Regions from separate parts of the Homo sapiens genome. Here all the other regions are linked to region 1. A link is a loop called in an ENCODE intact Hi-C map of the cell type or tissue named here. Cell type or tissue: heart left ventricle. All regions are shown on one strand.

The links. Peaks named below come from ENCODE experiments on the same cell type or tissue, not always from the same donor. Only the 100,000 strongest peaks of a DNase experiment are listed, where the experiment ranks them.
Region 2: a loop joins it to region 1, with 2.3 times the contacts of the local background. A loop is called at or near these places in 3 of 110 quality-filtered maps.
Region 3: it touches region 1 in a loop (2.4-fold over the local background); 7 of 110 quality-filtered maps call a loop at or near these places.
Region 4: it touches region 1 in a loop (16-fold over the local background); 15 of 110 quality-filtered maps call a loop at or near these places.
Region 5: a loop joins it to region 1, with 2.4 times the contacts of the local background. A loop is called at or near these places in 3 of 110 quality-filtered maps.

Annotation. Positions count from the first base shown.
Region 1 is chr6:123,516,360-123,521,359 of GRCh38, forward strand. The region is part of intron 5 of TRDN (triadin); the gene reads right to left. It overlaps LOC105377982 (a long non-coding RNA gene), which reads left to right and starts at 3,060. Exons shown (of 6, transcript XR_001743833.2): 1 at 3,060-5,000. In heart left ventricle, no CTCF peak of the experiment used is centred here; a DNase peak (open chromatin) is centred at 2,982; H3K4me3 peaks cover 1,057 bases; H3K27ac peaks cover 4,918 bases.
Region 2 is chr6:123,413,675-123,418,674 of GRCh38, forward strand. All of the region lies in intron 12 of TRDN (triadin), which reads right to left. Among named protein-coding and RNA genes, the nearest start is that of TRDN-AS1, 23 kb to the right of the region's middle. In heart left ventricle, a CTCF peak has its summit at 2,367 (motif pointing right); no DNase peak of the experiment used is centred here; H3K27ac peaks cover 438 bases.
Region 3 is chr6:123,712,661-123,717,660 of GRCh38, forward strand. No RefSeq gene overlaps it. Among named protein-coding and RNA genes, the nearest start is that of TRDN, 78 kb to the left of the region's middle. In heart left ventricle, a CTCF peak has its summit at 2,809 (motif pointing left); no DNase peak of the experiment used is centred here.
Region 4 is chr6:123,633,605-123,638,604 of GRCh38, forward strand. It overlaps TRDN (triadin), which reads right to left and starts at 3,346. Exons shown (of 41, transcript NM_006073.4): 1 at 3,150-3,346. The coding sequence starts at 3,171. All of the region lies in intron 1 of LOC105377981 (a long non-coding RNA gene), which reads left to right. In heart left ventricle, a CTCF peak has its summit at 2,160; no DNase peak of the experiment used is centred here; H3K4me3 peaks cover 3,893 bases; H3K27ac peaks cover 5,000 bases.
Region 5 is chr6:123,614,752-123,619,751 of GRCh38, forward strand. The region is part of intron 1 of TRDN (triadin); the gene reads right to left. The region is part of intron 1 of LOC105377981 (a long non-coding RNA gene); the gene reads left to right. Among named protein-coding and RNA genes, the nearest start is that of TRDN, 20 kb to the right of the region's middle. In heart left ventricle, no CTCF peak of the experiment used is centred here; no DNase peak of the experiment used is centred here; H3K27ac peaks cover 4,087 bases.

The DNA of each region.
Region 1 (5,000 bases):
CAAGATAATTACAGATTTATTTCCTATTTCTATTTTATTTCATATCCAAGCACAAACTAGTACCCAAACCAAGTCTGATTGCAAAGATAAGAATACCCCCGTCAGCTTTTCCAAATCTTTAATTGAAATAATTGGAAAATTTTAAAAAATTATTATGCCATATGCCAAAGGAGCCCGGCTTTGATATTGGATGAATGCTTGAAATATGAGGATGAAAATATAGAGACATAATTTTCTGATCTTGAAGCAAAGAACTATCAACTTAAACAGTATGTGTTAATCGTCTACAGAAACATTCTACACTAAATGTTTTAAAAAATATACTGGAATAAGACTATAAAATACCAAATCTTTCCAACAAAAATAAAATTTAATTTAATATGAGCAGTGATCTCATCAATTATTACAACAGGACTAAAATTTAAGTCATAATCTTACCCCATACCTTAGTCATAATTCTTATTCATTATCCATGCTAGAAACATGAGACTCATCCCAATTTGTCTTTCTCTTATATTTTTCCTTTTCATTCATTCACCACGCTCTTTCAATCATGTCTTTTTGATATTCCTCTTCCTCATTTTCTTTTATCCAATATTATTTTCCCTAACTATCATTTATTTATACAAGAATATAGAAAGAACACTTGCTATGTGCTAAAGACTCTCCTCAACAAGATAGAGTTCATTCCTGTCGCCATGATGTCAATAAGCTAATGACTAGTGGATGCTAAGCAAATAATTACAAAGGTGGGTAACTGCAGGGAGTCGAACTGCTATGAAGAAAATATGTAAGGTGGAATGTTGATGTATGAAATGACCTAATCTAATCTGTTTGTTAGGGGAAGAGCCCTTGGCAGAAATGACATTTAAGAGTATGAGAAATGAGAAGAAATTAGCCTAGTAAGAGATTAGGAGGGAAAAGGGGAAGAGACCAATTTCCAGTTCAGAAGTTGAAGCAGGATGTCTCTTTTGGGCATATTATTATACCTATCATAATATTATAATACCCTGACTTCTCTTTTGAACCTTTAGATTTTATATTTTTATGTCTCATATTAACCTTTCTAACATGAAAATTCGATATCATTGACTCCTCTGTTACAAATATTAGTGCCTCCTCACTGCTTAGTATGGTATCTGTCACATAGTGGGTGCTATATCAAAATAAAAATATTTTACTGCTCTAGTGATCTGACATTTTCTTACCAACCCCATGTTTACCAACCCAATGTCATCTACAAAGAATTTCTCCTTGAACTTTATATTCTCATTATAACTAAATGCTAGTAGCTCCACAAGCACACCACATGCCCTCATGATGCCTTTATGTCTCTGCCTGTATGTGTCTTCCACCTAGAATTACCACACCCACATTCATTCGTTTTCCTTTCCCTATTCCATGCACTCTTTCCTCTTGGTTCAAATGCCTCCTTCTCTGTAACATTTTCTTTGATCTCTATTTATTCCATTCACCAATTGCACCATGTACATAATTATATTTCAGCAATTCAATAATAATATTGATATTGTTAATATCTCTACTCAGTAAATGAAATCCTTAGGGGCTACATCATATTTATTTTATTTTTTTACATTTCCAAGTCATCACAAGGTCTCAGTCACATAGTGGACTCTGTAATATTTTTGAATAAGTGAAATTCTAAAATATGTTAAGAGCTAGTTTTATCGTCTAGTTAAATTCTATTTATGGATGATGATGTGGTAGAGCTATAATAGACACTGCTTGCTTCCAATTATGTGAAACTTTTGACAATTTATTGAAATTTCTCAAATAATCAAAACCTAATGAGAAAAAGGAGAAAAAAACTCACCTTAAAACATTGAGATATTATTTTTTTCCACATTTAATGGTTCTTTTAGTTGTTTATTCGCTACTCAGTTCAATATAAATAGCTCACAAAATAAGGCAAGGAAATCACTATTCATACTGACCACAAATGGTTTATTTTGGTTCCTTTGAATCCCTATTAATTAAGCAGAAAACCAAGAGAAAATCTTGGCAAAAACAAAGCGTCTTTTAAAGTTTCTCTGAGGGGGAACCAAGTTTGTGTGAGATAAGCTGTGCTTTCAGAGCCCTGATTGGAAAGACCCACAGGGGAACACCTAATCTGTGTCTCTGTCTCTGTAAGGAATGAGGACTCACCCACCTTGGACAGCTGGTTGTCCATTCCACTAAAGGATTTTCAGATTGACGTGTGCAAAGGCATAAATGGGAGAATTAACACAAAATCAAAAGAGCAAAGGGACTGAATTCGGACTGAAATTAGCATATTAATGCCTCATTCCTGTTACCCTAGGGAGAAATCCAGTTCCTCCCAGTTGAAGTGTTGATTTACAGACCCTGTACTGTATGCTAGCATTTTATTATCCCCCTCAGAAATGGCATCACAACACTTCTTAGTGAAGCAGCTGGACCCTTGGGCCCTAGGGAGCTGTTCATAATGGCAGACAGCCACTGAAGCTCCTTGGACAGAAACTTCAAACTTTGGCAAGACTGTGCTCAAATACCAAGTTTTGAAATGACTTTCAACACAGCAATGCAACAATCAGCAACTGCCTTGGTAATCACTCTAAAATAAAAATCACCTATAGAGCAGCTGCATTCGCTTGAGCGTCTCTGCTTAGAGCCCACAACCAGGAGTTTTCATATGGAAGAAGAGTACCTCCTTGTCACCAGCCCTATTTGGCAAGTTATATCTTAGCCAGGACAGTTTTTAGCTCAGGACAGAATAAGCTTCTTGCACCTGCTAGAGTTTAATTTGTTTGTCATCCTTATTTACAAGAAACAAAAGTCCCTTCGGTATGCTGATAATTAAAAACAAATGGAATCCACCAGTTGGAATGGCCCTGATGTCTGGCATCTGAGTTGGCATGGGCCTGCTGTTCCTGCCCTTGCCCAGACTCTGACCTTTCCCTGACCAGAACATTCAGCTCAACTGGACCCAAGCACATCTCTCACCCTCCCATCTGGCCCCTTTCCAGCCCTCCCCAAGCTGTGCTCTGTGTTTTTGTTTTTGACCCTGGCAGTCACCAGGCAGACTATGTCTTTTTCTCAAGTATATCAGAGCTCATAATCTGCCTGACCCTGTGGTTTTTTTTTTTTTTTTTTAAACAGGGAAAACACTCCCTTGGGGTCAAATCATGGGAGCCAGGTTATCAGAGTTCTTTACTTAATCGTCCTGTTCTTAGGTTGAAAATCAAAAATTGTAATGCCAAAATTTGTAAAGTACTGATTTGTATAGGCTACTACATTCTTCAATTGATGGCTAGCAAATCAATTCAACCAAACTCTAGAACATACTTGACTTTAGACTACTGCATAGGACTAATCTTGAGTACCCAACCAAAAAAAAAAAATCAGATGGATAATCAGGTAAGCATTATATCTTTTCATTATTAACAGAAAAAATCTTTGAGGAGCATCATTACCTGTAATAAATTTTACTGATTTTTCTTTTAACTAATTCCTCTCATTTTCACATTTCTTGTGCTTTTTTGTTAGGTATTAGTGCTAAAATACTCTATAGACTTTAAGTAGGTGAACATTTCAAACAGCTTCATAAAATTCATATATATCTATATTTTAATTTGTAATGTTTTATGAAAGAGCATGATACACATTCATTTTAAACCCTTAAAAAAATTCTGTTTCAGCCACCATTAAACAATAAGGCCAGATCTCTTGGTTAGTGTGTATGTCTTTGTGTGTATGTTTCTTTTTTATTTTTGGTAGCTAATTTGTAGAAGTTCAGTTCTGTGGTAAGGCAAGATGATCTCTATGCTTTTTAAGAGAAAATCATGAACTTAATAGAAATGCAATATTGAGTTAAAAATCTTCTTAAATATTATATTATCCATTTTTCCTAAAGGAAGAATTTATTATTTTAACTTTAATATAAGCATGCAATTTCAGAGCTGATAGGAATATAAGAAGTAACTACCCTGAACTTCTTTGTCTGTGGATAAGAAAATATGCTCATAAGAGTCCGTGACAGACCAGGAAAAGAATGTAGTTATCTAATTGCTAAACCAGGACTCTCCTTCAAAACTACGCAGCCATGTCTGTTCCAGGTTCTGTGCAGACTATAAACTTGTTCTCATAAGCCAAAATGTGCTGACCGAATTCTCCAAGCACATTATCTGTGATCTACCTTCCAATAATGCACATACTTCTTTTTCATAATAAAAGTACTTTCATTTACCTATTAAAGTGAAGATCAGGCAAATTACCCAAAGTTGTAAAGCTAATCTGATACTTACGCGTTAAATCACAAAAGATATTTTATAATTCTAAAATATTAGTTTTATTTTCAAATTCAATTTAAATGTATGGACAATTTCCCCTTCTCCTGGGGCTACATAGCCATAGTAAGAACTGTAATCGCTTTCTCATAAGTGAACATTCACTATGGACACTGTGATGCATAGCTTTGTGCACACTCTTCTGGTTTCCTTGTCCAGGTTTATTTTTCATGATTGCCAGAGAGGGAAAGAAAATATATTTTGTACTTTAAGGAGTTAATGAAGTGCAGCTAAGAGAAGACAAAAATAAAAGTTTATACAGTACAGGAAGACTAAATGAATTTGTGGGCTTTAAGAGCATTTTTATAAAGGGCTTCAGGATATTTAAATATATTTTAATGTATTTGATTGCATTTTGACTTTTGAGCCTCACCATCAGCTAAATCCCTTGTCAGCCTATGACTCCAATCCTGCAATTGTTTCCCAAAAACTGAAGGAGTTCTAGACAAATCAGTGTTATTATTCTGAATCACCCTTTTTAAAAACAATCCTTTGTTTTTTGTGCATATGATATTGTTATGGGTTGAATTGTGTCTCCCCAAAAATATATGTTGAAGTCATTAGCCCCAGAGCCTAAGAATGTGACTTTATTTGGAAATAAGGTTTTTACAGAGACAATCCAAGTTTAAGTCATGAGGCTAGTCCCTAATCCAATAGGACTGATGTCCTTATAAA
Region 2 (5,000 bases), 100 kb before region 1:
TATAGTTTCCCAAAAGGCATTCTTGAAGGTATTTTTTCACATAAAATTGTAACAAATTTCATTGGCTTTGAAGATGTGCTTGCCTATTATAACAGACATGTCAAAAACCATTGACAAATCATGAATAGGCTTCTTACAGATAAAGAGATAGTCAACAGTGTCAAATGCAAAATCTTTTTAGTAATGACTAAATCCAGAGACTCTCAGAAGAGGATGAAGCCCCCTACTCACCATTAGACATCTCTACCAGATTAAGAGTTATCCATTACTAAGTGTTGGTTAGTAAAGGTTCAAGGGGTAACTAGTTTTCTCTTGCATTCAGCCCATTTTCTTACCTTTTAATCACACATCAGAAGGCACCTTTTCAAATGCTTTGCTACACATGCATCAAGCCTGCACAATTTCTCTGATCTTCAAGTTCGCTATCTGATGAAGAATTAAGGTTAATTTTACATGACTTCTTTAATTTTGATGAACCTATGCCACATCTTTGCATTTAGCATTCCTTTAAGTTCCAATTAATAATACTTTCCGAAATATTGATCAAGGTTAACCTTAAGGTTACTAAATCCTTTCTATTGAGATTTTTTTAAAAAAATTCTAGAAACCACTGAAATGTCATTAAAACACAGAATAAGTGTTACCTCATGTTTAACGAGAACGTACTCCATAGGATATATAGAAATATGTGAGTTATAGGAATTTTCACATTGCCATGATATTCTGAGATTCATTGCTTGAGGGAGGCTGTCCATGGAATATATTGGATATTAGTAAGCAGTTGACATTGTCCTAGAGTTCATTTGATAAATAACAAATGCATATATACAAATATCAGCTTTTCTTTCAGTCAGGAAAAATCAAATCTTTTATTCTGTATGTTGTGGAGGTTTTAGCTGAATAGAAAATATATGTGTAATAATAAAGAGTTCCCAATCAAGAACTTGGAAGCAGGAAAATGGAATTGCCATTCTGAGAGTTAAGTCTTAAAACACACATTACATTTTAGGGGAAAAACCACTATATGCAAATTTAGTGATTCGCATAATAGTTTTGCCAAAATTTCTCTCTTTAAGTATTCTGCTCACAATTAGTAATATAAGAATCTTTTGATTATTGCTGGAAAATGAGTACCCTAGGATTATTACTGATTTCATTCTCCTAGGTAAAAATGTAATGATAATACAATTTTGAATATCGTTTCAGTTTTACTTACATCTATATACAGAAACTTTAACATATCAAATTTTATTAAATAATTACATGAATAAGAAGTAAAACTAGATAATATTTATATTTAAGGAGTCCTTTCTAATTCATTCATTCAGCAAATATTAATTGAGCATCTACTCTGTGCCAGATGCCACTCTAGGCTCTGTGAACACAATTATTAAACACTCAGAGGCTTGTCCTTTTGTAGCTTTGCATACTTCTTGGTAATATAAATGTATGATGGATATTTCAGAACAGTGCTTACTACAAATAAGGAATTCAACTAAATGCTTATTGAGTGATCAGGCTGAACTATCCTTACAAACTAGTTACTTATTTATATTTAATTTTCCCATGAGACATGATTTGACCTTTAGCTTATCAAATGCTACATACCAAACACATACAAATTATAAAAATATTTACCATGTATTGGATACTTGTAATATTCCAAGTACTGGGCTAGACAGCTTACCTAGATTTTCTCATTTAACCTTGACAAGATCGCTGTAACGTTAGAACCATTAGAGTCTTTCCAGAGAAGGAAACTAAGGCTCATCCATAGAACTTGCAGGTGACTGAGGCAAGGCTCAAAGCCAGACAGTCTAAGCAGGTAGCCCTTAAGATAAACACCCATGTAATGTTAAAACATAGTTCTTTCTATCCCATATGTAAATTTATATTTATTAGGCAAACACTATATAAAAATAGTAAGTGTACTAGCCAAATAATCATAACCACAAATATCACAATAAAAAGAAAATGATGTGGTCTCTCTCTGGATTCAAGAATACTACTGTTGTAGAGACCTAAGAAAGAAGACCTAATAAAGGTCAATGGTACCTCAGTGATAAGTAGACATTAGGCTAATTTCAATTTAATAGCAATTTATTTATTCCCTACTATGTGAACTGCATTGCATATACTGTATAGACAAAAATAACTACTGGGCTAAACTAAAAGATTCCTCAAAGCACAGAACAACATCAGCGAATACTTTAGTCGAGTTTCCATATTCTAGTTTTATATGTGCTCAATAGACATATTTACCTAGGAGGATAAGTATTATTGAAAGTTTTAGCACTGCTGGGCCTAAATGTTTTTGGTTTTGCAAATACTCCAGGATGGAGTATGACGTTCACAACTACGACCACCAGATGGCACTAGTCTTATCCTTTTCTGAAGAGAATTTCATATGCAAAATTCAGTGACAGCAGTGTCACTAAAGTTAAGGGGACAGAGCAAGAGGCAACTAAACAAATTTTCCAGCCAACAAAACACACGAGAAATGTGTTTATGTTAATTCTAATTGTTTTCACTTTTATAATTGCTTAAAATGATCTGTACTCAGGCCCTTTGAAAGCATCAGACCTCACTCAGGATAATATCTTTTGTGATCCAGATCTCCACAACTCGGTTAACTTCACCTCCTACCACCTGCTCCTCACTCATGCTATTCTATTCCACTGCTTCTTTTCCTGTTCCCTGATCATTGGGGTTTTTGCATTTCTTCTGTGTGAAGGTTGCATTTTTACTGTATGAAACTATTTTCACAAATGTGTGTGCAGCTCACTCCTTTCTTCATCCAAGTCTCTGTTCAGATAGCATCTCCTTAGACAGCCCTTCCCAGACCACCCAGTGAAAACACAGCACCTTCCATATTCTCTATCCACTTGCCCTCTCAATTCTTCATAGCAAGTATCATTCTCGGATATCATACTACATGCCCTTTATGATTTGTCTCCTTCACTGGACTATGAAGTTCTATAAATGCAAAAACTTTGTCTCCTTGTCACCATTATTCTTTTCCTCTTTTTTTCTTTTTTTTTAGTTGACAGAGTCTTGCTCTGTTGCACTCAGGCTGGAGTGCAGCGGCATAATCTCAGCTCGCTGAAACCTCCGTCTCCCGGGTCCAAGCGATTCTCTCGCCTCAGTTTCTCAAGTAGCTAGGATTACAGGCATCTGCCACCAAGCCTAGCTAATTTTTTGTATTTTTAATAGAGATGGGGCTTCACCATATTGGCCAGGCTGGACTTGAGCTCCTGACCTTAGGTGATCCACCTGCCTCCGTCTCCCAAAGTTGTGGGATTACAGGCGTGAGCCACCACGCCCAGCCACCATTATTCTTTAGTACCCAGAAAAGCATCTTTCTAATGAAAGGACTCAATAAGTGAACAAATGAATTAATGAAGGAATACCTAAGGAGAATAAGAGAATCATTAAGTCTATACAAATCATTTCTCAAGAATGAGGATTTGCATACCACCAAGGTCACTCTCAGTCCTGCATCTCCCTTTATATCTGTCTCATAAAATTATTATGTTATGATCTCTCCAAATTTGAAATTTTCTAAATTAATTTGAGGGAAGCATATTAAGTCTACCTTTCAGATTCAGGTATTATTGGCCTAAAATCCTACAATATAAAATTTTTTGATCCCTATTACCAAAATCACAGAGTGCAATTTGGTTTTACTTTCAGCTAACTGAGATAGGAATGGCTTTCCGTGTTCAGTTCCAGGGATACAAATTATTCTTTATATTCTAATGCAGGAAGACTGGTAGCAATGTATATAAATAACATTATAAAGGGCTATTTCTGTGATTGTTTTGAAGATCAGAAATATGGTCAAAGGGGCTCTTTCAATGCCTTTATAAAGCGAAATCACAAAGGTCAGCCAATGAGAAGAGAAAAGAGGTTTCTTTTTTCCTCATTCCCCCACGTATCCTTGCCCTTTTGTACTGTAAATTGCACAAGCTGGCATTTAAATGCACAATGTCAAAGGCAGAGCACATGCATTCAACCTGTGCAAAAAGACAGCTGGCTAGGGGCAGAAAGAGAAAAATACTGCCCTAAAGCCTTCAGGGCCAAGCTGCCAATGATACATCCCATCTCTCCGGTTTCTCATATCACAGTATTTGCCCTGTGGACAAAGAAGAAGTAGCCAAAGGAGCACTTTCCTTCTGACAGAGCAGAGCAGCTATATTCCACCTCTGAGACCAATAACCCCTCCTAGCTGCTTTTGTTAAGCAAAGACACCAGGGATGATGATCTGAACCATTTCAGCCCTTAAATCACGTTTGTAACAGTGGCTATTTTTGTCAAGGGCTAACTCCACATTTTGCTTATTTGGCTCTCACAATTAAAATTACTCATCCAGGACTGGGTAAGTATAACACACAAATGAAAGTGGGATTCAGACACTAATAAGAACATGCTGTAATAATTTTGACCCAGAGGTAGCTTGTCATAATAGGTAGGGTAAGTGTGACCGTTATTTCCCTGGTTTAGGAATACACACCAGCTGGCAAGGAAGGGTGGATGTTCGCACTGTTGCCCTCCAGCAACTCAGTAGGAAAAAGACTAAAAAAATCCATTTGTGCTCACATCATCAAATACGTCTTCAGCTGTTGTTTCATGCTGTGTGTGTGTGTATGTGTGTGTGTGTGTGGTTAAACTAAGCAGCTGAAAAGCAAGTTACTGAATCAAGTAGTTGCTAAATCCAAACTTTTTTTAATGTTTTGATTTAGAAATAAAAATTCAGGACCATCTACCTAAGTTTCCATTCTTTCTTTTTTCCTGCTCCAACATAGGCAATGATACCATACAACATACTTTCATCCCAAACACTGGCACCCTAAAAGCAGTGATTTTCCAAAAGAACAAGTACCTCTTCACTCACCCTCAGCTCCCATGGAGGTAGGTGGCTACAAGAATCTCAGAATCTTGTTATAGTTTGACAAAGTCTCATACTTTGAGACTTTGCAAGGTACTCTTTCCTCTACACT
Region 3 (5,000 bases), 200 kb after region 1:
AGGGCGCCCAATAACATGTCATGATCCCTTGAACAAGCTGTTAGATCTGAAAGCCATTAATTGAAAAGGAGTCTGAGTCCCAAATAGATCACTGTGCCGACAGACTCACTCATTTAGTTATTTTCCAAGTCTCTAATATATAATTTGGATAGATATATTTGGCTGTGAGCTGAAACTTCACATTAGGTCCTTGTCCCGAGGGGTATGGGTTATCAGATGGAGAAGGCTAAGCAGATAACACTGAAACATCTTTATACGAATAAGCCAAGAGAATGACAAAAACAATATTGCATCCTGAGTGGATAGTGGAAAATAGTACCACCTTTAAGGATCTAAAACAAGAGTTGGCAAACTATGACCCATATGCTAAATCCATCTCACCATCTGTTTTTTGTAAGTAAAGTTTTACTGGAGTCCATCTGTTTACGTGTTATATGTTATAGCTGCTTTCACATGACAACAGCAGAGATGAATTGTTGCAATAGAGATAATATAACCTGAAATGCTTAAACTATTTGTTATATGTGCCTTTTCAAAAAAAGTTTACCAAACCCTGTTCTAAAGGGTACAAGGGCAGTAATCTTCATCATATCTCAATTTAATTCACCAGCCTGGCTCCTGAAATCAGACAGATGCAGCGGAGTCACAGTAGACTACCACGAACTCACAGGTATAGTAGTGCCGATTTCAGCCACCTTGAGAGATAGAGTGCTCTTACCGGAGCAAAGTAATATGGTCTCCAGTATGTGACATGCAACCCTGGATTTGGCAGATGCATTCTTCCCTTTACCTGTTATAAAAGAGGATCATACATAATTCACATGAACATGGAATAAATAAAATTATATGTTTATAGTTGCCCCATAGCTATGTAAACTCTCCTAGCTTCTGTTGAAAGACAGCATAAAGAGATCTGGATCATCAGAACATTTCGGAAACCATCACATCCATGATGTACATAAATAACATCATGCTAATTGGGCCAGAGGAGCATATGAGAGGCCTTGGTAGGACAGTCATGCTTCAGAGGGAGTGAGATAAATCCCATAAAGATTCAGGGGTCCACCATATGAATAAAACTTTCCAAGGACTGGTGTTTAGAAACAAGCAGGTATATCTCATCCAAGGTAACAGTTAAGTTATTTAATCTTGTCTTACTCGCAATGAAGAAGATAGTACAATACCCTACAGGTGTCTTTGCATTTTGGGGATAACATATTCTTTTTTTTTTTTTTTTTTTTTGAGATGGAGTCTCACTCTGTCACCCAGGCTGGAGTGCAGTGGTGTGATCTCAGCTCACTGCAACCTCTGCCGCCCAGGTTCAAGCAATTCTTCTGCCTCAGCCTCCTGAGTAGCTGGGATTACAGGTGCCTGCCACCACACCCGGCTAATTTTTTTGTAGTTTTTAGTAGAGATAGGGTTTCACCATCTTGACCAGGCTGGTCTTGAACTTCTGATGGCTCTGTCTCATATCCCAATGATACAAAAAGATGTTGGCTTTCAATTTACCCTAGAGCAGGAAAGGTCCCTGCAGTAAGTCCAGGCTGCAGAACAAGCAGCCCTGCCCTTGGGCAATACATCCAGAAGACCCTAAGGTATTAGAATATATTAATGGGAAAGGTACAACATGAGGAATTTATATTAAATCTCAGTGGGAGAATCCAAATTCAGACCACTGGAGTTCCCAAGAAGGACTTGACATCTTCAGAGGGAGATTACATTGGGGCTCAGAAAGCAATACCCCAAAATGAAGGCCTCAGTAGCCACCTCAGAAACAAGAGTATTTCCCTGACCTTCTCCTGTTCCCCTCTCTCTCAGTCCCATTCTCCCTGAGGCTAGCGATAGAAACTAGAATCCCTCTTCCAGAAGGTGGGTCATAGAAACAAGAACCTCTTTTACCCCAAAGCCAGTCATAAAACCTAAAAATATTACTCTACCTTTCCCTCTGTCCTATCTATGTAAAACTTGGCCATAAAAAGATGATCTGACCTATCTTTTTTGACTGTGGGTCATAAGACCCCCATTCCAGAGAAGTCCTGCCCCACACCCGGAAGGAAGGAATGCATGCTCACAGAGGTCAAGAAGATTCTAGACTGACAAGCCTCACTGGGCTTCCCTCACTCAATCTGTTAGCATTAGAGCATATCTTTTTGTCCAATCATATTTCTACATGGCTGTCTATACTTTGTTGAAGCTAAGCATTAAAATGGGCCATTTCCCCTGTGTCTTTGTGTCTTCATTCTGAAGATATCATTCTGTGTATAGACATTAAATTAATTTGTATACCTTTCCTCCTATTAATCAATCTGCCTCATATGAGTAATTCTCAGCAAAGCTTGAAGGAGCCAAAGTCTTTGGCCCCTATCTGATATACCTTTTGAGAAATGACTCCTTTTGTTCAACAGTGCCGTGAAGAGGCCTTGGCATAGCAGATGTTACAGTCTGATTTTTGAGTAAGTGGTACTGTTGAATCAAATTATCCCACCAGGGAAGAAGGTTTAGGATAAAATGGGTAATAACGGGAAGCAATAAAGATTATGGCAAGTAGAAAGGAGGCACAAATGAATCAAAACTCCAGGAAAGGAAGTGATAATATTATTCCCACAAGAGCATCTTGGAACAAGAGAATAATACTCTCAGCCATTTCTGTCAGATTATATTTTGATGAATGGCCAATGCTGGGAGAAATCACCTGATCTGTTTTCTGCAGAGAAGAAAAATAAAATTCATGCTTATTTACTAGCTCTTGTTTGGACTCCACCTGAATAATTTCGAAAAAGATGTAATACAGTGCCCCCTGGTGACTCAACTGACCAATAGCCAATTAGAACTGCTAATTAATTGTAGCTACCATTTTACTATTTATAGACTGTATTTACTACTTGGTTCTTTTTCAGATAACCAGAGAACTAAATTGCCTGTGAATTACACAAAGCATGGGTTCATGAACAGTTTAGCATCTGCGCACCGTGTGTCAGTTAATCAAGATGGCAGCACACTGCTAAAGGAGTTGCCTGGGAATTATAAGAAGCACATTGCTCTTGGCTGCCTCGTGTGCCAGAGCTAGCTTTTCCCTTCTGACCATATCAAATGTGAATGTAGACTGAATAACTTTCGGGAAAGTAGAAATAGAACCAAGAGAGCCCTGAGGAGAATGAGAAATAGGAATAACATAGTTATATACCATAGAACAACATGCCCATTTGAAGTTTTATGAAACACCCAATATTTTGGGCGTTTATTATGTACCTAAATTGTGCCCATGCTACAAATGCCTGAGAGTAACAACATATATGGTGGCCCAATCAGCATGCATCCCCATCTAGCCAGACATGACATGGGAATATTAGAAAGTGGTCACTGATAACCGGGTCCGGCAAAAATATCCTTTCTGAAGGCTCATTATTGTGATAAAAAGAGCTGCTAATACAAATTCATACTGCATTACAAGGAGGCCAATAGTAAATGTGGAAAGAAAATGAAGTGATTTGTGAGTGGGATAGAAGTATAATCAAGCTAACAGAACACCATACCCGTTATCAGTACTAAGTGAGGACTTATCATCTCTCCCAGTGTTTCAGTTATCTATTACTGCATAATAAACCACCCCAAAACACAGGCACTTCAACATCAATGCTTATCTCCAGTGGTTCTGAGGGCTGACTGGGCTCAGCTATGAAGTTCTAATGTGGGTCTCGTAGGTGGTTATAATCAATTGGTGGCTGAGGCTGGTGTCTTTTGAAGACTAGATGGGGCTGCATGCTTAAGAAAAAATTTTACTACCGTAGCTAGCACCTTAGCTGGGATGGATAGAATAGATAGGAGCTATCTGGGGGTCTCTCTCTGCAGGATAGCTATACGTAGCTAACTCAGGCTCTCTCATAGCATGATGGTCTCAAGATAGTCAGACATTATACATGAGGTTGACTTTCCCCAGTGTGAGCATTTCAGGTGAAAGCTTCAAGGCTTCTTATGAAATAGCCTTAGGAATCACAGAGTTTTACATCTACCACATTCTGTTGCTCAAGAGTGAGTCACTGGCGTCAGAACTGAACCAATGAAAGACTCTATACTGTGTTGTCTCCGGACAACCTGAAAGTCTTACTCCAAACAGCTGCATATTATGTCAAACATTATGTTAATCCCTCTGATGCAGTCAAGTGGTTTTTGTTTTTACTAATAGAATTAACTGAAAATCAGTTGGTAATCCCCAGGACACAAAATACTGATTTGAAGCCTGCCACTGATAGAATACCTCTGAAAAATGACTTGGTGAAAAGGAAATAAATGTGTAAAAAATTATACACACACTTTAATAGGTACATATAAAGAAGTTCAAATCACTTTTGATGACTGAAAACTAGGAAGAGAGTATCAACGGGGGATATGGTCATAATTAACATATATTATAAAGATAATTTCAACTCTCTATTGATGATTCACATTCTGGTAATTATTGGGATAGTCATAGATTTATATATTTGTGTTAAAAACTGCAGAAATTTTTGTAAGACTTTAAAAAGAGATTCCTGAGAAACATGAAGCAAGGAGAAACGGATGCAGGTCAGAGGATGGCCTGGGAAGGACAGATTTCACAGGAGGTCTGAAACTATCTCCTCAGAGGTATTCAAACCATCAGATTCTCAACTGGGGAAGGGATAAATTCTTAGGGCAAAAAAAAATCTTACTTCTTATGTATAAAGTACAAATAGTATACAAGATAATAAAAATTGCGGCATAAAAATTTCATGGGTTACGTTTAGAAAAAATGTATAAAAAGTTTCTGTAGATGGGTAGTAATGACAAAAAGATTGAGAAATCAGGTCTTAAGTCAATTTTGCCTTGGACAGACAGCCTTGTATATGTTCTAATGGCATTTACTATCTGAAAAATAGCTAAATTTCTGATCCATGGGGCTTTTAGCATAATATTCCCATTTTGCCTAGATTGCTAATTATTACCATACCAGAAATTTATAAACTTATGGAGTTCAGTTGCCT
Region 4 (5,000 bases), 120 kb after region 1:
CATTGCTGTTATAATTATCTTTATTAATTTATTTTGCCAGAATCAAAGGTGTTATTACCCTAAAATCCTTTGGAGTTCAACTTTGTCCTATTTCTAATTTATCTATTACTCTGTACCTGAAACACAATTCTGTATTTAGCATTATTTCCTTTCTTCCACTGGATGAAGTAAGCCAGCTTGGAACCTGCAGTGGAAATTGATGTGAGCAACTAGGTGAGGTTATAGGCACGACATGCACTGTAGTTGAATAAGCACTGGGATGAGCCATGGGAGGCATGAAATTTATCCTCAGATCTCTCCTAATTTCCCATGACCATGAGACAGTCATATAATCTGTATGAGCCTTGTCTTCCCAAAACTTGAGATGAGAACAGTTAACTAGAGCTTTCTAAGGTAATGAGTTATCTCTTATATTCTTAAGTGCCACAAACTGTTTTGTGTGTGTGCGTGATAAATGGATGGAAAAGGTAATTGATTGATAGGTGGCATAGGTCTACTGATAGAGTGCTTACATTTCAGTAATGTGTCCAAAAGTGATTGCAAGCCCCAGGCGTGATGGTTCTTGCCTGTATTCCCAATGTTTTGGGAGGCAGAGGCAAGAGAATCTTGGCTTGAGGCCAGTAGTTAAGTACAGCCTGGTCAACATAAGGAGGTCGTGTCTTTACAAAAATAATAATAAAAAAAAAATTAGCCAGGCATGGTGGTGCACACCTGTAGTCCTAACTACTTCTGATGCTGAGGTAGAAAGATTGCTGGAACCCAGGAGTTTGAGACTGCAGTGAGCTATGATCATGCCACTGCATTCCAATATGGGTGACAGAGAAAAATTCTGCTCTAAAAAAAATAAAATAAATAAATAAATGGTTGAAAAAAATATAGCAGATGAGATAAAATAAGACTATTTCAGGCTCAGAAAATAGCCTGTACCAAGGCACTGTACAAAGGTATACCTTTTATAAAAGACTGGAGGAAGACAATTGTAGCTAGGGCACAAAAGGTGAGAATTGCAAAGATAACATGAAACTGTGTAGTAACAAAGTGTGAAAAAACTTTGGATATCATCAAAGAATGACTGTGCTTCCTTAAAAGATGAGTTCATTTGAGTTGGCAGTCTAATTTTCATTTGAGAAATATTATTAATAAATCATTCCAGAAAACAAAAAAAAATGCATAATTGATGTTCAGATAACATAGATCCTATGAACTGTTAAGGCCCGGAAGTGGAAAATGACCATCACCCAAGAATTAGATGGTATTTCTACTTTTTAATTTTATTACTAATGTAATTATTTTTATGGGTAACTCCAGAAGGTCTTCCAAGGCCCTTTTAAACCCCCGCAGAGCAAAGGCAGAAACAAAAGCTCTATTTCATAATCAAGAATTTTCCTGTAAAAAGTCTTTTGAATCAAATGCAAGTTCTACAAAACATAATCCACAAGCAAGCCCAAGATGGTTTAGTCAACTGACCTCCTGAATCACCTGGGAGCCCAAACCCTGAACAGAGGTAGAGAAACAGAAGATTAAGACGCTCGTAGCTATCTTAATAACTTGTGCAGAGCTAAACAAGAAGTTTTTATACATAGCTTTCTTTAAGGCAAACTAAAAGCAACATGACACAGAATATCTAAGGAATAGGAAAAATGCTATTTATATTTAGTTAGCAAATTCTGAACTAAAATTGGTAAAGAGTAAACCTGATATCCTCTCACAGAAAAGAAAACACACACACACACACACACACACACACAAACAAGATTTAAAGGGGCTGGGTTTAAATGTTGGTAATGCTGGTCTTGAGCAAGTCACATAACATTTTAGTTACAGTTCCTTTTTCTGCCAAACTGAGATAATAATGCCTACTTAATTGAATTGTGTCAGTTTTAAATAAGTAAACACACATAACGTTCTGAGCAAAATACCTAACACATAGAAATCTCTCAGTAATTGTTATTAATACGAGGTGTCAGACTGAATTTCTCAGTGCAAGGTACAAATAAGGCACTTCTTATAAATATTGACTAAAAATCTCCAACAGAAATTACTGTGTGTCCATACTAATTTCTACCCTCAAAAATAAAAACAAATATTCTATTTTTCAGTTGTATTATTCAAAGCAAACCAGCACAGCATTTAACTTGGAAGTTGTTAAGAGCACCACCTGTCTGATTTTCTTACAGCTGTCAGAAGCAAATTTTAGATCCACCTCCAAAAGTTTTACCTCAACTAGAACCAGACTGTGTCTGTATTCAAAGTAATTTAGTTTTGAAGGTTTCCTTCATTCTAAGAAATACGTACATATATATATGAAGTATATATGAAATATAAATATATATAACTAGCAACCATCAAATAGAAGATATGTATTATAGTATGTAGCTTTCAGTAAAGCATTGAAACAGAAAATATTTATTGTAACATAAAGATAGAATTTACCATTTAGAGGAAAATGAAGAATGAATTTACAAAAAGAACCAGAATTCTAACACTTAATTGCTTTATTTTAAAAATCATACTGATTCACAGTAAGTTTGTGGAATTCCAGTCTTTATCTCTGAATTTCCATTAATGGTCAAATAAATACAAATTTTATGGGAACACTTATGTCTTAAATTGTATATAAATCATATATATGTATGTGTGTTTTACATACCCTAGTAGGAAAGGAAAAACAAATTTAAGGTCTCCATTTAAAAATATCATAAAGCAGAAATGCTTCAAATTACTTTTTAAGTTTAAGTAAGCATTAGTGTAATATTTTAAGTAAGCATTAGTGTAATATTTTAAGTTCATCATGGTCTCCATCCTTGAAAACTTTGTAATTTTTGCTGGATAAGATATCGGCCATCATGTTACATGACCATAGCTATTTATAGAGGTGTGAGTAACAACTGTTAACTAGTGGGGCCTTTGGTATAGCAGAGAACAGTTTCCACATGCAAAATTTAAGAGAAATCTCTTTTTGCTCCCCCAATATACAGATCTGGCAGCCTCTCAGCTCCTAAATCCACTTCTCAGATCCTGTATAGAATCATTGACCAAGGCAATTACCTTAAAGCAACATTTTAAATGGACACATCGACAGTTAATGTGGCTGTCGATTTGCATATTTTTTTTCCTTACTTGATACTATCGGAAAATGGTAGCAATACCTTCAGCAGTGATCTCAGTCATGGTGGTCGTCAAAAGTAAAAGTCAGTTGAAAAGTTCCCGTCAAGTTGCACTTTGCAGAGTATTTGGGGATTTGAGAACTCTGGTGGAGGGTTCTGTGTCAAAACCTGGGGGCTCTTCGTTTTCCTGGCTGTTTCTGCTGCTTCTTTGTTGTCCTGTTGAACTTTGCCTCTCCTCTGCAGAGTTCTCCCCCTGGAAACAACCTAAGCCCTTTCCAAGCAGCACTTGTGGCTCAGCTAGAAGTATCAGCTTCAAACAAAAATAGCCTCATCTCCCTAGGACTCTTCAGCACTTTTTTTTTTCTTTTTTGGCACTCTAGAGGAACACACACACAGACACACCAGCTCTTCAGCCCCAAAGAGAGAAAGGCAAAAAACAAACAAACAAACAAAAAAAACCAAATGAACTACAAAGTACCATCTAAGCCCCCGCAGTTTCTCTAAGATAATTACAGATCCTGGGGTCTATGTCAGAAAACATGAAATAAAGAGTTGAAAGTAATCTTATCCGTGAGAGCTCAGATTTATTCTTAGTGCTCTTAATGCTCAGAACATTCTTCTTTCCCTTATTTGGTTTGGGGAGGGTCCCAAATGTCTATCACAGGCAAAAGGGAGGGTAGTCTTGAGTAATTTTCTAGAAGTTATGTTCCTGTTGATACAAATCCACTTAGCAAGTGCAGTTATTTATATAGGGCTACACTTAAAATTGCAACTATTAAATCTTGAAGCTTTCTTTTAAAGTAGTCATATTGTAGAAGATTAATATTTTCTGAACACTGGCCAATAAGAATTATGTAATGTGAATTTATAGTGTGATACTTGAAAAACATTGGATTGATGAATTACTATCTTTTTAATTCTCTCTACTACCTTACTAAGAACTAAATACCTGCATTTATCCATGCAGTAAAAAGGAAGGGAAGGTGACATAAAGTTTAGTAGTCCACAGCCAATATTTAAGTAAAGTATTTCCTTATCTCAACTTAAAAAAAAAAGGATTATAGCAGCCACTAACAATTAACCAAATTGGCTGATTAGCATTTCACCTTCCCACTCCTAGACAGGTGTTAATGAGCAAAAAAATATTCAATAGTTGGTAGTTGGAAGCAAAAGGAGAATCGAAGGGCATTGATAATCATAAACTCTAGCCAATCTGTGAATAATCAAGGGTTGACTACACTTTTATTTTATTCTCATATTCAACCTAATAAATGCTTGTAGTTTAATCTTTTAGCTTGAACTTGATACTTTTCGTTTTCAGACCTCCCGAATTCCTATGGTACTTCATAGATCATGAAGCAAAGCCATGTTTGTTATTTTTAAAATTCAGGCTCAGAAGAGTGCTGCAACAGCTATTTCCATAGGCAATGACCTCCTCCCTGTTAGTGGTTCTGTCTTAATCTACTGCCCCCATTCCTGACACAATAGAAAGTTGCTCATTTACCAGCTGAATACATAAATTAGTAACAAATCTTAATTTACAAGGAGGAAATGATTACATGATTACATTCATGATTTTATTCAATTCCTATATCTAGGACTGGGCCTAGAGCCTTTTAACTACAAGTTTGCTATCTTCCCCAAGAAATGAGGCCTTGTTGCAGATACTATGACTTAAGGTAAAGGGGGTCACTGCAAATTAGGCCCACTAGCGGGATGAAAAGATACAAAATCCTCAAGAGCAGCTTCCCAGAGCTCTGGGTTGGTCTAAGGAGGTATCCTAAGAGAAAAGCCCTCCTTACATTGCCCCCCACAAAGAATCTCCAGTCAATAGTGCCACAGCAGTTCCAATTGTTTTGAAAAACGTAGCACTTCATATCTCCATTCATCAGT
Region 5 (5,000 bases), 98 kb after region 1:
GAAAAGACCACAAAAGCACAGGAAACAAAAGCAAAAATAGACAAATGGGATTATATCAAACTAAAAAGATTCTGCACAGCAAAGGAAACAATCAACATAGTAAAGAAATAACCAACAGAAAAGAATAAAAGATTTGCAAACTATTTGTTTTATAAGATATTAATGTCCAGAATATACAAGAAACTCAAACAATAGCAAAAACAAATAATAAACAAATAGTGTGATTAAAAACCTGGCAAATGAACTGAATAGACATCGCTCAAAAGATACATACAAATGGCCAACAGGTGTATGAAAAAAATACTCAACACCACGAATCATCAGTGAAATGTAAATGAACACCATAATGAGATATCTCACTCCAGTTAGAATGTCTATTATCAAAAAGACAAAAGATAATAAATAATGGCAAGGACATGGAGAAGGGAACTCTCACACACTGTTGGTGGGAATGTAAATTAGTGCAGCCATTATGAAAAATAGTATGGGGCTTCCTCAAAAAACTGAAAATATAACTACCATTGATCCAGGAATCCTACTACTTGGTATATATCCAAACGAATTGAAATCAGTATGTTGAAGAGATAACTGCACTCCCAGGTTTAGTGTGGCACTATTCATGATAACCAAGATATGTAATCAACCTAAGTATCCATCCACAGATGAATGAAGAAAGCAAATGTGGTGTATGCGTCTGTGTGTGTATATATGAATAATGGAATGTGTGTGTGTATGTGTGTGTGTGTATATATATAATGCCCATTCACGTTTGAAAAACATGTATATACACACACACACACACACACACAATGGAATATTATTTGTCCCTAAAAAAGAATGAAATCCTGTCATTCACAGCAACGTGGATGAGCTATGTCAAGTGAGATAGGCTAGACACAAAAAGACAAATATTATTTGTTCTCACTCATATGTGGAAGCTATAAAAGTTGATCTCATAGACGTAGAGAGTAGAATAGTGGTTACTAGAGGCTAGAAAGTGTGGGGATGTGAGGATAGCCAAAGGTTGGTTAATGGATATAAAACTCCAGCTAGATAGGAGGAATAAGTTCTACTGTCCTACAGCATTGTAAAGTGACTATAATTAACAACAATTTTTTGCATATTTTTAATAGCTAGAATAATGGATTTTGAATATTCCCAACAAAAAGAAATGATAAATATTTGATGTGATGAACATGCTAATTACCCTGATTTGATCATTATACATTGTATGTAAGTGTGGAAATATCACATGTAACTCATATATATGTGTCAGTTAAAAATATATAATAAAGCAAAAAAGACCTATAAAAATTAGGCTGGGGGCAGTGGCTGAAGCCTATAATCCTAGCACTTTGGTATGCCGAGGCAGGAGGATCACTTGAGGCTAGGAATTTGAGACCAGCCTTGGCAACACAGTAAGATCCTGTCTCTACAAAAAAAATTAGCTGGGTGTCGTGGCATGTGCCTGTGCTTGCAGCGACTTGGAAGGATCCCTTGAGCCCAGGAGTTTGAGATGCAGTGAGCTATGATCATGCCACTGGACTCCAGCCTGGATAACAGAGTGAGGCCCCATCTCAAAAACGAAAATTATATCCATAATATACGTTATACTTTACATTATTTATAAAGCAGGTTTGCAAAAAAAAAAAAATCAAATGTTTTCTTTTAGTGCTTCATGCAGTGTCTGATATGTTGTAGGAACTCAATATTTATTAAAATCTTTAATTTTACATTTTATTCTGTACATCACAAATCAAATATATGTATACTTCATATTTATTCATATGCATTTATACTGTGTAAATGCTGTATAAACATGTATGTATGATTTCTTACCACTTACAATTTTGCTCTGTTGTTATTGTTGTTTTCCTTCCTGAATATTTTCTTTTAATACTCCTCATCAAAGGTATGTCTACATTCTGCCCTTTAAATAACATCCAGTATTTCCAGGTCAAACTGATACAACTTGCTTTCCTGCAAACCTAACTTTATGCTTATTCCAAATTTCTATTTCTAACTTTTATTTTTACAACAAATTCAGTTAATCACCTTGTCATATCTTCTTGTATCCCACATTCTGATCCCCATTTTTTTTTCTCTAAGTAGTCTTATTTGGAAGATGTTTAAGCACAAAGATTGTTTCAGAAGTTTAAAATCTGCATGATTTTATGCAAGGATTAGAATTCCTAGACAAATGAAAAAATATTTCATGGTGCAAATATAAAAGAAAGACATATTTATTTGAGTTTGAACAACAGAGTGATCACACATCCTTCACCTACCTCAAACAGATCATATTTAGCTGACATGACTATGGGTTTCATGAAATTAATCTCTGACCTGATTTTTTTTAACCACAGCAGTGTCAGCTTTCTATTAATAGGCTCTTATCCAGCTGAAAATGTACATAGCTTCCTGATGTGTGCCAGCCCAGGAACGTGAAGGATACCCATTCCAAAGTAGGGCAAGGTGTCCTGGTCGAAGAACCAGAGGGGTCGTTTTTAAAAGTTCAGTTTAAAATGCAGATAATATGTATTATATATTGCATGTAGGTGGCTGAATATATATACAAACACCATTGATTATAGAACAAGTCACAGTTTGTATTTCAGAAATGCCTGTTGAGTTGAATGGAAGCAGGTTCAATGTAGCAATATTAAGAAGAAATAAATATTGCACAAGCTACAGTCTCTCTCCTAAGGTTTTCAAATATATATTAGTGGAAAAAAAAATAAAGTGCCTCTCTAATTTTGCTGATTATTAGCTGGAAAATGTTACTTGCTAGATAACTTCATTTCTTGGCTTGAAAGTCATTGCTACAGAAAGAATAATCTTGTTCGTCAATGTATCATTAGTTGTCACAATCATGAGCTCTGTGACCTTGATAAAGGAACTCCTTTTTAGTTTCAGATTGCTAATATAAAAGGGAGACTATTTATTTTTAAAAAGATTTATGTAAAAATATTTCATGAAAAATAAATTTGTTTGTTTGTTTTTTGAGACGGAGTTTTGCTCTTGTCACCCAGGCTGGAGTGAAGTGGTGCGATGTTGGTTCACTGCAACCTCTGTCTCCCGGGTCCTAGTGATTCTCCTGCCTCAGCCTCCAAGTAGCTGGGATGACAGGTGCCCGCCAACACACCCGGCTAATTTTTGTATTTTTAGTAGAGATGGGTTTCGCCATGTTGGCCAGGCTGGTCTCAAACTCCTGACCTCAGGTGATCCGCCCATCTCGGCCTCCCAAAGTGCTGTGATTACAAGAATGAGCCACTGCACTGGGCCCAGGAAAAATAAATTTGCCATTCTCCTATGCTAATTTTATATGAGCCCTCTAAAAATTTGTCTTCCAGTGAGTAAGAGAGAGTTATAGTAATCAGATACACACTGGTATATTAGTTTTCTACTGCACCATAACATAGTACCACAAATTTAACACAAATTTATCTTACAATTCTGTACTTGGAAGTCCAACATGGGTCTCAAGGAGCTAAAATCAAAGTGTCTTCAGGGCTACATTCCTTTCTGGGGCCTCTAGAGAGAATCCATCTCCTTGTACTTTCTACCTTCTACAGGTTGCCACATAACTTGGCTCATAGCTTCTTCCTCTATCTTCAAAGCCAGTGCTGGCTGATTGCATCTCCCGCTGGCCACCAACAGAAAAAGTTCTCCAATTTTGAGGACTTCCGTGATTTTATTGGGCCCACCCAGATAATTCAGGGTCCTCTCTCCCGCTCGAGGTTCTTAATAAAACCACATCTGCAAATTCTCTTTTCCAGGTAAGGTAACATATTTACAGATTCTGGGGATTAGGACATGAATATTTTGGGGGACAATTATTCTGTATACCACAACCAATATTCTCACTACTCTTCATCAGTAGACATTGTGTGAGCACTCTCTTATGCACAGTTTGTTTAGGCCTGCTCAGTGAAATTAAGTATTGCTCAAAATCCATGGCTCACAACCGTGTATCTTTTGGGCATTCTAATTTAAAAAATGCCCATTCACATTTGCAAAATTGTCAAGTTGTGTGACAACCTTAGTTGAGAATCTGCTTTTTTCTCTCCTCCTCCTCTTTCTCATCCTCTTCCTTCTTCTCCCCTCTCTCCTCCTCTTCTTCCTTGTTCTTTTTTATGAATTTCTCTCCAGTAACTCAAACATTTTATTATAATAATCAACATTTATTAAATATATTTTACTAAAGGAATAAATGTGTAAATAAATCAATGATGAAACTGAAGAAGTATAACAATTATAAAATTGCCTAGCGTCATGTTGAATTTGGCTGAAACAACTGTACACTAAATAAGTTACCATTATTCATTGGGTAATGTAGTATTATGAACTTAGTGTGCAAGATTGCAAGATACATTAGAAGTGAGGAGATTACAAAAATGCTAATATAATGTATTATCTGTAGCTGCATAATAAAAGATTCCAAAGTTTAGTGGCCTAAAACAACTGTAATCATTTATTTTGCCCAGAAATTTGTAATTTGGTTAGAGTTCAGCAGGTATGGCCTGCCTCTGCTCCACAGTTGTCACATGTGGTGGCTCTACTGGGGACTAGAGGATCCATTATCAAGATGACTCATTCACATTGCTGGAAAGTTGGTGCTGGCTGTTGGCTGGAAGCTTGGCTGGGTTTGCAGGTCAAGGTCTTGGTCTCTTTCATTATGGGCCTGCCTCCAGGCTGCTTTAATTTTTTCACAGCATAGTTTCAAAAGCAGGTATCCCAAACCAGCAACCTGGATATGTCTGGTATTTTTATGATCTAACCTTGGAAGTCATTTTCACTGTATGTTCTTTGTTGAAGCTGTTATACAAGTCTGTTTGTGTTTAACGGGAGGAAAAGTAGACCTCACCTCTCAAGAGAAGAAGAGTCAAGATCACAGTATAAGAAGAACACATGAGATGGGAAATCTTGCTGCAGCCACTTTTGAAAAATACAATCTGTCACATACAGACATCCATATATGAAATAACAGGAGTTTAAAT